Regions from separate parts of the Homo sapiens genome. Here region 1 is linked to region 2. Evidence: chromatin contacts called from ENCODE Hi-C data. All regions are on one chromosome and are shown on one strand. The core of a region is the stretch at or near the end of the contact, and the rest is flanking DNA. Distances in the headings are between cores, read along the strand shown.

Region 1 (6,712 bases), core at 1,926-4,425, 5.9 Mb before region 2:
GTGGCCATATTAGGCAAATTTATGTATGGATTTACCATTTGAACTAACTTCTGGGAATATATCCTAAAATAAGATGTGTTCCCATGATTATTCATTACAGCACTATTTGTAATAGCAAAAGGCTGGAAACCACCCAGATGTCCATCCATAGGGAAGTAGCTGAATATATTATGGTACTAATTTTATCTATGGCTGGGGAGCTTATTCAGGCTGGCTCCTTAGTCTTTGACACGGCCCTAACAGTTTTTGGCTGCTTTCTGAATTACATTGTTCAAGTTGAATATATTATGGCACATCTACACAATGGAGTACTATATAGAAATGAGGAATAGCTCTATATGTTAGTATTATACAATCTCTAGAATTTATTATAAAGTGAAAAAAGGTGGAGAAAATGTGCTACTACTGTTTATCTAAGAAAAGGGTAGGTATAAACATGCATAATTACATTTTTAAAATGAAAAAATGAATCATAAAAAGTGTTTAAGTCATTACTTATAGGGCAGGAAGGAAAAAGTAGAGGGGAGACCAAGGATTTTCAAAATAAAGGGAGTTACAGATGTGTAATCAAAGAGGTTAAATAAAACCTTGACTTCCTGAATTTGAATCGGAAGTATCAATGAGTTCATAATATATTTGATTTAAAAGACAAAAACCAAATCAAAACAAACCCATACTAACCAGCTCTGTCCATTGAACAGGTATAGAAACAATCAAACTCATTAACAACACGACAAACATTTTTTGTTTGTTTCTTTGTTGTTCCTTGCAGCGCCAGCTTAAAGGAGACATCCAGATTATGCTCTTTAAATATCATTTCCCACTAAAGGATCCAGGGCACTTAGGAGTAATGGCTTATTATGGGTATGGAGTAAGAAATACACAAAATGAGCCTGGAAAGCAAAGACTACTAGGAAAGTATCAGAAAGACTCAGGAGCCAACCTGAGTAAACTCTCACCGGCCTAAAATAAACAACTTGAGCACTAATAGTGGTAATAGCTACAGTGGATTACAACTCACCAAACTTCTTTAAATCCCTGGATTCATAATGATGGCTGTTTACTTTTGAGGGTTTTTAAAAAAAATCCGGCAGAGATTTTTAAATAGTATATGGTAGTGATCTAATTTTATTTTCCATTAGAATAACCATTCATTCAGCATTACTTATTGAGTAATTAATCATTTTCTCATTAATACATAATGCCAGTATATCAAATTCCCAAATACATAGATATGGGTCTCTTCTTGGGGCTCTGTATCTCCTTCCTTTAATTGTCCATCTTAGGGCGTTTAATAATACAAGACTGTCTCAATTACTATGGCTTTATTGTAACTCATTACCTGGTAGGACAAGACCTTCCAATCTTACTTTTCTTCTTCAAAATTGTTTTAAATACTGTAAATTTTTTTTCTACATAAATGTGAAAAACGTTAGAAGGGCAACTGCAGCAGACATACATAGCTTATTTTTTTAAGATTAACAGCAACTTTATACTAGCAAAATGAAAAAAAATTAACTGAATAAACAGGTAACTGAATTAACTAGCTGTAACACTAGACTACAAAGTTATACAAGATTAAAAGTTATGAGGTACTATTTATTATATGTAAATATTACAAATATTTTTTGTTAAAAATATCTAAGGCTTTTGAGTTTTTGAAATGCAAGCTTTCCCCTATACTTAAGTATATTCATTATCTTACTGCTTTGGTCAGGACAAGAACTGAAAAAGAGAAATAATCTTGAGTTCAGAATGAACAATTCTTGCTATATATATTTTCCCACATGTGTTAGGAATGTTCTGTAAACCTTCCGAGAAATAGTGACTTGAACTAAATACTAAACTACTACCAAGCCCCAGGTGCATTTTTGGAAGTTTTTAGTCATTGGGAGCCATGGCATTTCTTTTCTCTGTATTACAAACTGTTACACTCACTTTCTTTGACTATTAACATTGGAACAGTAGACCTCCTGTTCTGTGACTGACTGGCAGGCAGAAATGACACAGACAGGAAATGGGAAATGGTTCAGGGTCTTGGAATTCCCCCGGCTCCCTAATTAAGTGGCTTGCTATTTGGAAGTTTTTTAAATATTTGCCCCTTGGAGTTCCCCAGAGAGAAGCAAGCATCGGATTCAACGGGCAAAGAGCGTCAACTTCAAAAGTCGTTCGTTGGTTGTCATACCACAAACATTTACTGCACGACACTGTGTCTATGGCACTATTGGGGGAGTATGGCGGGGGGATACAAAAGGTCCATGACTAGCAAAAGCCAAGGGTTTTTATTTACAAATTTTCTATTACCTAAGCATTAAAAAAAATTGGGCTCCTCTCTGGTTTATGTACAATTATATGTGCATGTACACCAATACACAGGCAGACGTATATATTTCATTTTATTGAAACATTCAGAAAATACTGGGAGTGAAGCCTGACTTGCAATACAGTTCTCTTTGCTGGCAATGAGCATCTGAAATAATGACACTTTTTTCTTTAGTGCATATGAACTGTTTGTCTCCAGAACAGAAAACCAAAAGTTTAAAAACAAGATACTCCCGTTGACATCAAGTCTTCAGAATTATTCATCTGATGCTTCCTAGTTTCCAAAGTTTCGCTTTTTTCGATTTGCACAGGCAGCTGTTGAACGCTGATGCTACACAAACGGTTACAATTGTTTACTTAAGCAAAAAATGCCACCAGACTGACTCCATCCTCAAAATGCAGTCATCTGGACGGGGGGAGGCATCACACTTGGGGAGCCTTGCCAGGGGCCAGATCATAACCCTGAGGTGACACAGGGTAGGACGCGCAAAACCACCGGCGCCAGGGCGTTTCCGCAGGGTTTCCCAAAACTCAAACGCAGCGGCTCACGGTTTGCCACGTCCCCCAGGAGAATGGTAGACACAGAGAGGAAATGTGGAGAGGGCACAAACCGCAAGGTGAAGAAAACGAACAAACACCGAGTTGATACGGATAGTCCCCGTTCCCCTGAGGGCCGACCCCGTGACTCCCGATGAGCGTCCAGTTGCGCCGGGCATCCTGGCCTCCCAGCGTCTTTCCCGGAGGTTCATCGCCGCACGGCGGAAAGCGCTCTCGGTTCCGCTTTCCGGCCCCAGCCTCCCGGGCGCCCTCGCGCGGCGGCTAACGCTGGTCCTCGGCCGGGCGCGCTGACGTCATCGTGCGTCAGAGTGAGCCCGGATGGGGCGGCGGGCTTCGGGAGCGCCCGGGCTGATCCGAGCCGAGCGGGCCGTATCTCCTTGTCGGCGCCGCTGATTCCCGGCTCTGCGGAGGCCTCTAGGCAGCCGCGCAGCTTCCGTGTTTGCTGCGCCCGCACTGCGGTGAGTGCTGCTCCTTCCGGGCTCGGGCGGCGTGGGGCGGGTGGGGACGCGAGGGCCCGCGGGGGCCCACTTCCCTGATGTGGCGGCGAACGAGGAAGGACGGGGCCTGAGGCCCTTCGGCCAAGGGTCGAGGGTCGCCGGGGGCTCTCTGCTTTCTACTCTCGCCAAGGTTTTATTGGATTCGGAAGCCCCAACTTCGAGACTTGCAGTCAAAGCGATTTTTAAAATGACTTGTTTTCAAGCCTCTGGCCGCCGCCCACTCTTCTGGCCCTTGGACTTTGACCAAGATGTTTTCTCGCAGTTTTTGCAAGGTTTTAAACTTAGCCCTCGGCGTTCTTTTAATGTAATACATTGAAACGAAGATATTTCGGTGGCGGCGATATTTCATATTTCATAGTTGCCACTGCGCTCTGTCATTCCAGTAGTCGTCTGTTGTGTATTGTGAGAAGCAACTCTGGGAAATTATTGGGTAAATCCCATAGTTTCTATTCTTTTCCCTTCCATCCTATCCCCTGCCCAGCTGCAATTTGCGTAAAGAGAATGCAGCAGTGCGGTGCACGTAGATAAAAATCTTTCATTTAAAGATAGGATATAAGACCGGGTGTAATTAAAGCAATCATGCCAGTGGTCGTAGTGCCGGAGCCACTGTTTCACAGGCCACTGTGTTAGGTTTTGTTTTCGAGTTGCTTTCTGTGGTCGTTGCTTTGAAATTGTAAGGGAATGGCAGAGTTTAAGAGTTTATATTAATGAACTCGTGGTGCATTTTACTGCAGTTTTCCTAGTCGTGGAGAGACTTGATATTACAAACTAACGTTGCTGTCTTAATTCCTGCTGTACTGCTGCTGACAGGGTGTAGTGGAGTGTCTGTCTGTCTTTTTAACCAATGTGCCTTTGCCTCCAGCAGAGTGCCAGAGTTACCTTTAGGCCAGAAAAGGGGAGGAGAGCAAGGACAAAATGTTTCCTGTGTGAAAATTTCCATCTGTCTCTGAAGTTGTGCGTTTTAAAGACACGTATAGTTAGTGCTATGGGGAGTATGTTGCATTTACTTATTTTAATTAATAGCTTTTTCATTTAGAAAGTTGTGACAAATTGCTGGAATTAAGATGTATTATCTAAAGTGTGAATTATTCTTAGACTTTACTGAATAAATTGAAGAGTATGTAAGTTCTATTTGGCATGCACATACAGTTTTCTAAAATACTTTTTGTTTTTTCTTTTCAGATTTACAACCCTGAAGAATCTCCCTATCCCTATTTTGTCCCCCTGCAGTAATAAATCCCATTATGGAGATCTCGAAACTTTATAAAGGGATATAGTTTGAATTCTATGGAGTGTAATTTTGTGTATGAATTATATTTTTAAAACATTGAAGAGTTTTCAGAAAGAAGGCTAGTAGAGTTGATTACTGATACTTTATGCTAAGCAGTACTTTTTTGGTAGTACAATATTTTGTTAGGCGTTTCTGATAACACTAGAAAGGACAAGTTTTATCTTGTGATAAATTGATTAATGTTTACAACATGACTGATAATTATAGCTGAATAGTCCTTAAATGATGAACAGGTTATTTAGTTTTTAAATGCAGTGTAAAAAGTGTGCTGTGGAAATTTTATGGCTAACTAAGTTTATGGAGAAAATACCTTCAGTTGATCAAGAATAATAGTGGTATACAAAGTTAGGAAGAAAGTCAACATGATGCTGCAGGAAATGGAAACAAATACAAATGATATTTAACAAAGATAGAGTTTACAGTTTTTGAACTTTAAGCCAAATTCATTTGACATCAAGCACTATAGCAGGCACAGGTTCAACAAAGCTTGTGGGTATTGACTTCCCCCAAAAGTTGTCAGCTGAAGTAATTTAGCCCACTTAAGTAAATACTATGATGATAAGCTGTGTGAACTTAGCTTTTAAATAGTGTGACCATATGAAGGTTTTAATTACTTTTGTTTATTGGAATAAAATGAGATTTTTTGGGTTGTCATGTTAAAGTGCTTATAGGGAAAGAAGCCTGCATATAATTTTTTACCTTGTGGCATAATCAGTAATTGGTCTGTTATTCAGGCTTCATAGCTTGTAACCAAATATAAATAAAAGGCATAATTTAGGTATTCTATAGTTGCTTAGAATTTTGTTAATATAAATCTCTGTGAAAAATCAAGGAGTTTTAATATTTTCAGAAGTGCATCCACCTTTCAGGGCTTTAAGTTAGTATTACTCAAGATTATGAACAAATAGCACTTAGGTTACCTGAAAGAGTTACTACAACCCCAAAGAGTTGTGTTCTAAGTAGTATCTTGGTAATTCAGAGAGATACTCATCCTACCTGAATATAAACTGAGATAAATCCAGTAAAGAAAGTGTAGTAAATTCTACATAAGAGTCTATCATTGATTTCTTTTTGTGGTAAAAATCTTAGTTCATGTGAAGAAATTTCATGTGAATGTTTTAGCTATCAAACAGTACTGTCACCTACTCATGCACAAAACTGCCTCCCAAAGACTTTTCCCAGGTCCCTCGTATCAAAACATTAAGAGTATAATGGAAGATAGCACGATCTTGTCAGATTGGACAAACAGCAACAAACAAAAAATGAAGTATGACTTTTCCTGTGAACTCTACAGAATGTCTACATATTCAACTTTCCCCGCCGGGGTGCCTGTCTCAGAAAGGAGTCTTGCTCGTGCTGGTTTTTATTATACTGGTGTGAATGACAAGGTCAAATGCTTCTGTTGTGGCCTGATGCTGGATAACTGGAAACTAGGAGACAGTCCTATTCAAAAGCATAAACAGCTATATCCTAGCTGTAGCTTTATTCAGAATCTGGTTTCAGCTAGTCTGGGATCCACCTCTAAGAATACGTCTCCAATGAGAAACAGTTTTGCACATTCATTATCTCCCACCTTGGAACATAGTAGCTTGTTCAGTGGTTCTTACTCCAGCCTTTCTCCAAACCCTCTTAATTCTAGAGCAGTTGAAGACATCTCTTCATCGAGGACTAACCCCTACAGTTATGCAATGAGTACTGAAGAAGCCAGATTTCTTACCTACCATATGTGGCCATTAACTTTTTTGTCACCATCAGAATTGGCAAGAGCTGGTTTTTATTATATAGGACCTGGAGATAGGGTAGCCTGCTTTGCCTGTGGTGGGAAGCTCAGTAACTGGGAACCAAAGGATGATGCTATGTCAGAACACCGGAGGCATTTTCCCAACTGTCCATTTTTGGAAAATTCTCTAGAAACTCTGAGGTTTAGCATTTCAAATCTGAGCATGCAGACACATGCAGCTCGAATGAGAACATTTATGTACTGGCCATCTAGTGTTCCAGTTCAGCCTGAGCAGCTTGCAAGTGCTGGTTTTTATTATGTGGG
Region 2 (6,442 bases), core at 3,943-6,442:
TGTATATATCAGTTAGCCTATGGTAAAATTAGTTTGATTATATATCATTTTGCTTAAAGTTGCAGTTTTCAAGAACCTATTGAACCTATTAAATTAGGCCTTACTATATATATATGATTAGTATCTGCCTACAAAATGTTTATTTATCATCATTAAGTATCTGACTATAACCAATTCTCAGTCAGGTAACAGGAAATTTTAGGCACAAATTAATTCTAAATCTCTGGTGTTAGATGAATGAAAATCCAAATATGATGAAAATACTGGCTGGGCACAGTGGCTCATGGCTATAATCCCAGCACTTTGGGAGGCCGAGGCGCATGGATCACTTGAGGTCAGGAGTTCCAGAACAGCCTGGCCAATATGGTGAAACCCAGTCTCTACTAAAAATACAAAAATTAGCCGGGCGTGGTGGTGAGCGCCTGTAATCCCAGCTACTTCAGAGGCTGAGGCAGGAGAATCACTTGAACCTGGGAGGCAGAGGTTGCAGTAAGCCAAGATCTCACTGCTGCACCCAGCCTGGATGACAAGAGTGCAATTCTGTCTCAAGAAATAAATAAATAAAATAGAAAATACAAACTAGGCACTAATCATCTCTTATCAGTATAATACAAATCGTTATTCTACAACTAATATTAGTTATTACTGTTTTTTCCTTTTATTCCTAAAAACAACTTAAGAATAAAAGAAGTGTATTTTTTTGTGTAAACTTACTGACAAAGGTCCCCGAATAGGTAAGAAAGTATGCCTGAGTTTCCTTCTTAACATAATATTATCTTCAGCCTACTTTTATTATAAGTGGAGGTGGTAATGAGTAACTAAATGAATTGAAGGGGAAACAACCGAAAAAGAGAAGAAAGGATAAGATCCTAACTATATGAAGGGTATTTTTTCTTCCTACTTGTAGAGAGGGAAAGATAAAAAGAGAGGTTTAAAGCAAGCAAGAGATAGTAAAGCACGCTATGTGAAAACATCTCCTTCACATATTTTATTATTTCCTAGAAAGATTAGTAATTTAATGTTCGTTAAGCATGCAAATAATTCTTAGGAAGCCGTACCTTATGTTGTCTTATATTACTAGATCCACAAATAACAGGGACAAGGTTTCTGTCTATAAAGTTACAATTTACTTGGAGATAGAAGATATATACACAAATAACTGTAATGCAAAGCAAAAATGGTAAGAAAATAGAGCTGACTCACTTCATGGGAAGGGAGGGGCTGGAGAAACCACTACTAAGCTTGGAAATTATGTGATGTTTGAAGGTGCAGATGAGTACTGAAGGATGGTTGGGAATCCCAAAGAAGCTGACAGAAAGTATATATGCAATCATATTTGGGGAACATGTCCAGTTTGGATGCAGCACAAGGTTTATGAAGGGTAACAGTTGGAGATACAACAGAAAAGACAAAATGGGTAAGGATCATGAAAAGTTTTAGACAGCAATGAGTACATATATTATTAAATAAACAAAGGAGTGTCATAATCAGAGCCATACTTTTGCAAATGTTTTATTAAATATCTATGTTTTGGTGATATAAAGGTGAATAGAACCAGCAGCTCTTGACCTGTTAGGGGTGTGTCAGTTTTGGTCCTGTTTGACCTCAAACACGTTCTTGACCCTTCTGTCGCTCTCTACTGTATGACATAAAGCTTGACTCTATATAGGCAATGTTCCCCAAGCTCTTCTGTCGGCCTGCTACTGGCTGGGCTCAGTAAATAGGAAGCACTGGTGGGAGGCTGGAGGGCAGGAGGAAGCAGCCATATTTTTCCCCCATTCCCTTTCTGCCTCAGTAGAGTCTCCTCTAAGACTACCACTCCCTCATCAGACAAGTCTTCCACGTTCCGCAGTCAAACCAGCCTCTTGATTGCTTCCTCTCTCCTTATCCTTCTCATTAGCATAGTGGCTTCCTACTGTTGCTAACCACTGAGATGCCTTAGTTGTAAGCTGCTGGGCGTCTTAGCTTTTCTCTCACCAGTGTAAACGAATTCTCTCATTAAATCTTTCCATGTTAAATACTCAGAATGGTTTCTACTTTTTTTACTGCATGCTGTCTCATACAGAAGGTAACAAATCTATTCAAGAAAACCTTCACAGATGATAGTTTTGGGGACTCCCAGAACTCTTGAAGCTTGTCCATTCATCCATGACTAAGACTACTAATAAAACAAAAAACCAAGTAAGTTTCAAATTGGGAAGATGAAAAAGTTCCAGAAACTGATGGTAGTGATGGTTGCAGAAAAATGTCAATATAGTTAACACTACTGATCTGTACATTAAAAACAAACAACAACAACAACAACAACAACAACAAACTCATTGTTTTGGGCTTTAAGAACTATACATTTTTAAGTGTTGAATTTTGTTAGTATATTTTATCAAAAAAAAGTAAACACACATCTACAATGAGACATGATAAGGTTGTAACAGAAGTACAATGCTATGGCAACATTTAAGAAGTACTGACTGTACTTGCTGAATGAAGTTTCAGAGATCAGGCATGACCTGAACCTTGAATAGAAGTGTACTAGGAAGACAAAGAGAAGTAGAATACATACAAGAATTTTCAAAGAAACTTCAATTCGTTTGGCATGTCTGCAGCATAAAACAGATGTTAGGAAGTTGAGATCAAGTTGGAGAGGTAGGTAGGATCAGTTCCACAGAGCACCTTGAATAAATAGATAAAAACTGAACTGATGGCCCAGAGGCAACAAACACTTTGATGTATTCTGGCCCACACAACATTTTGTAAAATCCCAGCAAGGCAATAAGGGCTACTTAAGTGGAGTAGTGAGATGCAAAAGTCAGAGTGCAGTATCCTGAAGGATAAAAGGTAGGTGAAGAACAGCAACTAAGTGGAATTCATTGTTCTTTGAATAAATTTGACTTGTGAAAGGGTGACACAGAACATAAGACAGAATGTTCTGTTTAATGGGTGTCTAATGTCTAGTGGGGTCCAGAAAAGTGTTTTTTTGTGTGTATGTTTAAGAATTTAAAAAAAACCTAATTATCTGAACACTAAGGGGAGAAAACTTAACTTCTCTATGTTCAGCAATTGGCACAGTGTTTGGAACATACTAGGCACCCAAAGATTTGCTAGAAAAAAAACATTATGAAGGGACCAATAACAAGAGGAGCTGAAGATGGCGAGGGGGTACTGATAGGAAAAGAATCATGAGTAAATAATAAACCTCATATGAGAAAGATATACACGATATGTATCTATTTAAGATGTAAAATGATAAACGACAAAAGTAAGAGCATTAGGCATGGGGAGGCTTTTTTGTATTGTATACTCCTGCCCATCTGAAATTTTTAGTAAGAATAGAATTATCTCAACTTTCAGACTAAAAGGTATAGTGTGAAAGCTTCAGGGAGATTTGTAACAACAGTAAATAAAATGAATTGCGAGGACAACTGTCTGGGAAGCCATGACAGAAGTCCAAAAGAGAAGTAATGGCAGGCACATTGCGGGATTGGTGGCAGTGAAAATGGAATGTGAATGACAAAGATTTTTAAGATAAGAAAACCATGGCTGGCGTTTTTTGTCCATTAAATGAAAAGCAGGAAGTCAGCAGAGTAGCTGGTTTGTGGAGAAAGAATACTCACACATCGATGTGAATTATTTCAATTAGAAAATGATACTGCTTTCTTAGGGCTTTCTTAACTAGGGGTGATTCTGCCCTCCAGGGGACATACTAGCAATATCTAGAGACATTTTCACTGATCACAACTGGGTAAGGGTAGGGTGGGGAACGGGTGTCCTACTGTAATCTAGTGAATAGAAGCCAGGAATGCTGCTAAACATCCTACAATGTTTGAGCACAGGATAGCTCCCCACAATAAAGAATTATGAGGCCCAAAATGTTAACAGTACTGAGGCTGAGAAACCATGTTTAAGACTATAGTTACCGAAACTCAACTAGATTACCAAACTGCCAAAACTCAGAATTCTTAAGCAAAAGATTAATCAGACATTAACAAAACATTAAACTTGTCATTAAGTTTCTTCAAAAATGGATGGTGGAACCATTTCCGTTTAACGTTTCCTGCAAAATGTGCTTATCAAGAGCCCTGCGCAAATAACATTTTTGTGGACAGCGCTGGGCATTTAAAAGAGGCACAAGACAAATGGGTTTTCCGAACAATAAAATAATAGTAGTAATGGCTGTGAATACTATGGGAGGTTTCATCACAGATGCTTGCCATTTACTTTTAGGGACGTCGCATACGACGTCCGTAAATTACTGGCTCGGGTTTTGAGCTTTACCTGGCTCTCGTCCCCTGTAGTACAATCCTCTTTATTCTTTCAGGGGACAAACAACAACAAAACCCGTCTCTCACACAGACAATACACCCTGACAGACAAGTGACCCACAAACAATCCCTCCTCAAATGAAGGTAAAACTAGGGCTAGAAAACGTTCAACTAATTTAAGGCAATTAACCCTCTGAAATTTTTCGCTGATCAAAGGAACAGGAATTGCTGTTTTAAAATATGCAACTGGCATTTCACACCTCTACACTGGACGACGTATTGCGTGGAGGATGGAGAAGGAAGATCACCCCTACTCCCAAATTCGTAGTTATAAGGGCGGGTTATTAGAAGGGCGCCAGGAAGGTCTCTCTACAAAGATGGGGGGCCGGGGAACTCCCTATTTGCCCTATTTTGGTCCCAACACTGAACCAAGGAAATTGCGCCCAAGGTTGAAGCACACGCAATCCGTCCGTCATGCAGACAAATGCTCTTTCAGGGGTCCTAATTAAGTGTGGAGGCCTGACTTTCCTTCCGAATCCGCCCCAGGTGTTCCACCCCGAGCTTCCCCTCGGGCTTCCCCTCGCCACGCAGCCTCTGAAGAGAGGAGCATCTACATACAAAGAGGCTTAAACTGCCCAGAACCTCCGAATGACGAAGAATCACCGCCAGTCTCAACTCGTAAGCTGGGAGGCAAAACCCCAAAGCTTCCCTACCAAGGGAAAACCTTTGGCCTCAAAGGTCCTTCTGTCCAGCATAGCCGGGTCCAATAACCCTCCATCCCGCGTCCGCGCTTACCCAATACAAGCCGGGCTACGTCCGAGGGTAACAACATGATCAAAACCACAGCAGGAACCACAATAAGGAACAAGACTCAGGTTAAAGCAAACACAGCGACAGCTCCTGCGCCGCATCTCCTGGTTCCAGTGGCGGCACTGAACTCGCGGCAATTTGTCCCGCCTCTTTCGCTTCACGGCAGCCAATCGCTTCCGCCAGAGAAAGAAAGGCGCCGAAATGAAACCCGCCTCCGTTCGCCTTCGGAACTGTCGTCACTTCCGTCCTCAGACTTGGAGGGGCGGGGATGAGGAGGGCGGGGAGGACGACGAGGGCGAAGAGGGTGGGTGAGAGCCCCGGAGCCCGAGCCGAAGGGCGAGCCGCAAACGCTAAGTCGCTGGCCATTGGTGGACATGGCGCAGGCGCGTTTGCTCCGACGGGCCGAATGTTTTGGGGCAGTGTTTTGAGCGCGGAGACCGCGTGATACTGGATGCGCATGGGCATACCGTGCTCTGCGGCTGCTTGGCGTTGCTTCTTCCTCCAGAAGTGGGCGCTGGGCAGTCACGCAGGGTTTGAACCGGAAGCGGGAGTAGGTAGCTGCGTGGCTAACGGAGAAAAGAAGCCGTGGCCGCGGGAGGAGGCGAGAGGAGTCGGGATCTGCGCTGCAGCCACCGCCGCGGTTGATACTACTTTGACCTTCCGAGTGCAGTGGTAGGGGCGCGGAGGCAACGCAGCGGCTTCTGCGCTGGGAAATTCAGTCGTGTGCGACCCAGTCTGTCCTCTCCCCAGACCGCCAATCTCATGCACCCCTCCAGAGTGGCCCTTGACTCCTCCCTCTCCTCACTCCATCTTTCCTGGCCTCTCTCCGGGTGCTTAGCGGACTTGGCCAATAACCTCCTCCTTTTAAACGCCCTGAATTGAACCCTGCCTCCTGCGCATCCTCTTTTTGTGTCACCTTAGGGTTCAGATTTAACTACGCGACTTGACTAGTCATCTTTTGATCTCTCTCTCGTATTTAGTACTTTTAGTCAGCGAGCATTTATTGATATTTCAACTTCAGCCTCGCGGTTAAGAGCTTGGGCTCTGGAATCATACGGCTGGAATTGGAATTCTGTCAGTCGTGTGGCCGCTCTCTACTGTCTTGTGAAGATAAGTGAGATAATCTTGACCTGTGGTGAGCACTCGTGAGCGTTAGCTGCTGTATTTACCAGGTACAGATAAGACAACTACAGTGGATGATAATGTATGTGGTGATAGGGGAGTACTCTGATGGTAGAGGAGTGACTTTGGTTCTCTGCAAACTCAGCCTGAGACTATCAATTCAGTTTGTGGTGAGACCTCGCAGTGTTACCTTGGCAGATGGTAGAAGCCTTCCAGATGGAAGGAAAAATGCGTGTAAAGGCACAAAGTGT

The links. A loop is a pair of places that touch in the nucleus more often than their neighbours do. Pooled maps may share reads with other maps.
Region 1: a pooled map shows a loop between it and region 2 (6-fold over the local background). The contact joins the promoter of BIRC2 here to the promoter of NPAT in region 2. A Hi-C loop is called at or near these places in 10 of 50 pooled maps.

What each region holds. Positions count from the first base shown.
Region 1 is chr11:102,344,039-102,350,750 of GRCh38, forward strand. BIRC2 (baculoviral IAP repeat containing 2) reads left to right here and starts at 3,176. Exons shown (of 9, transcript NM_001166.5): 1 at 3,176-3,338; 2 at 4,560-6,711. The coding sequence starts at 5,817. RefSeq lists an enhancer at 3,728-3,797.
Region 2 is chr11:108,217,446-108,223,887 of GRCh38, forward strand. NPAT (nuclear protein, coactivator of histone transcription) reads right to left here and starts at 5,193. Exons shown (of 18, transcript NM_002519.3): 1 at 5,055-5,193. The coding sequence starts at 5,091. It overlaps ATM (ATM serine/threonine kinase), which reads left to right and starts at 5,622. Exons shown (of 63, transcript NM_000051.4): 1 at 5,622-5,741. RefSeq lists enhancers at 907-1,051, 1,612-2,113, 5,089-5,148, 5,559-5,718, 6,029-6,108 and a cis regulatory region at 979.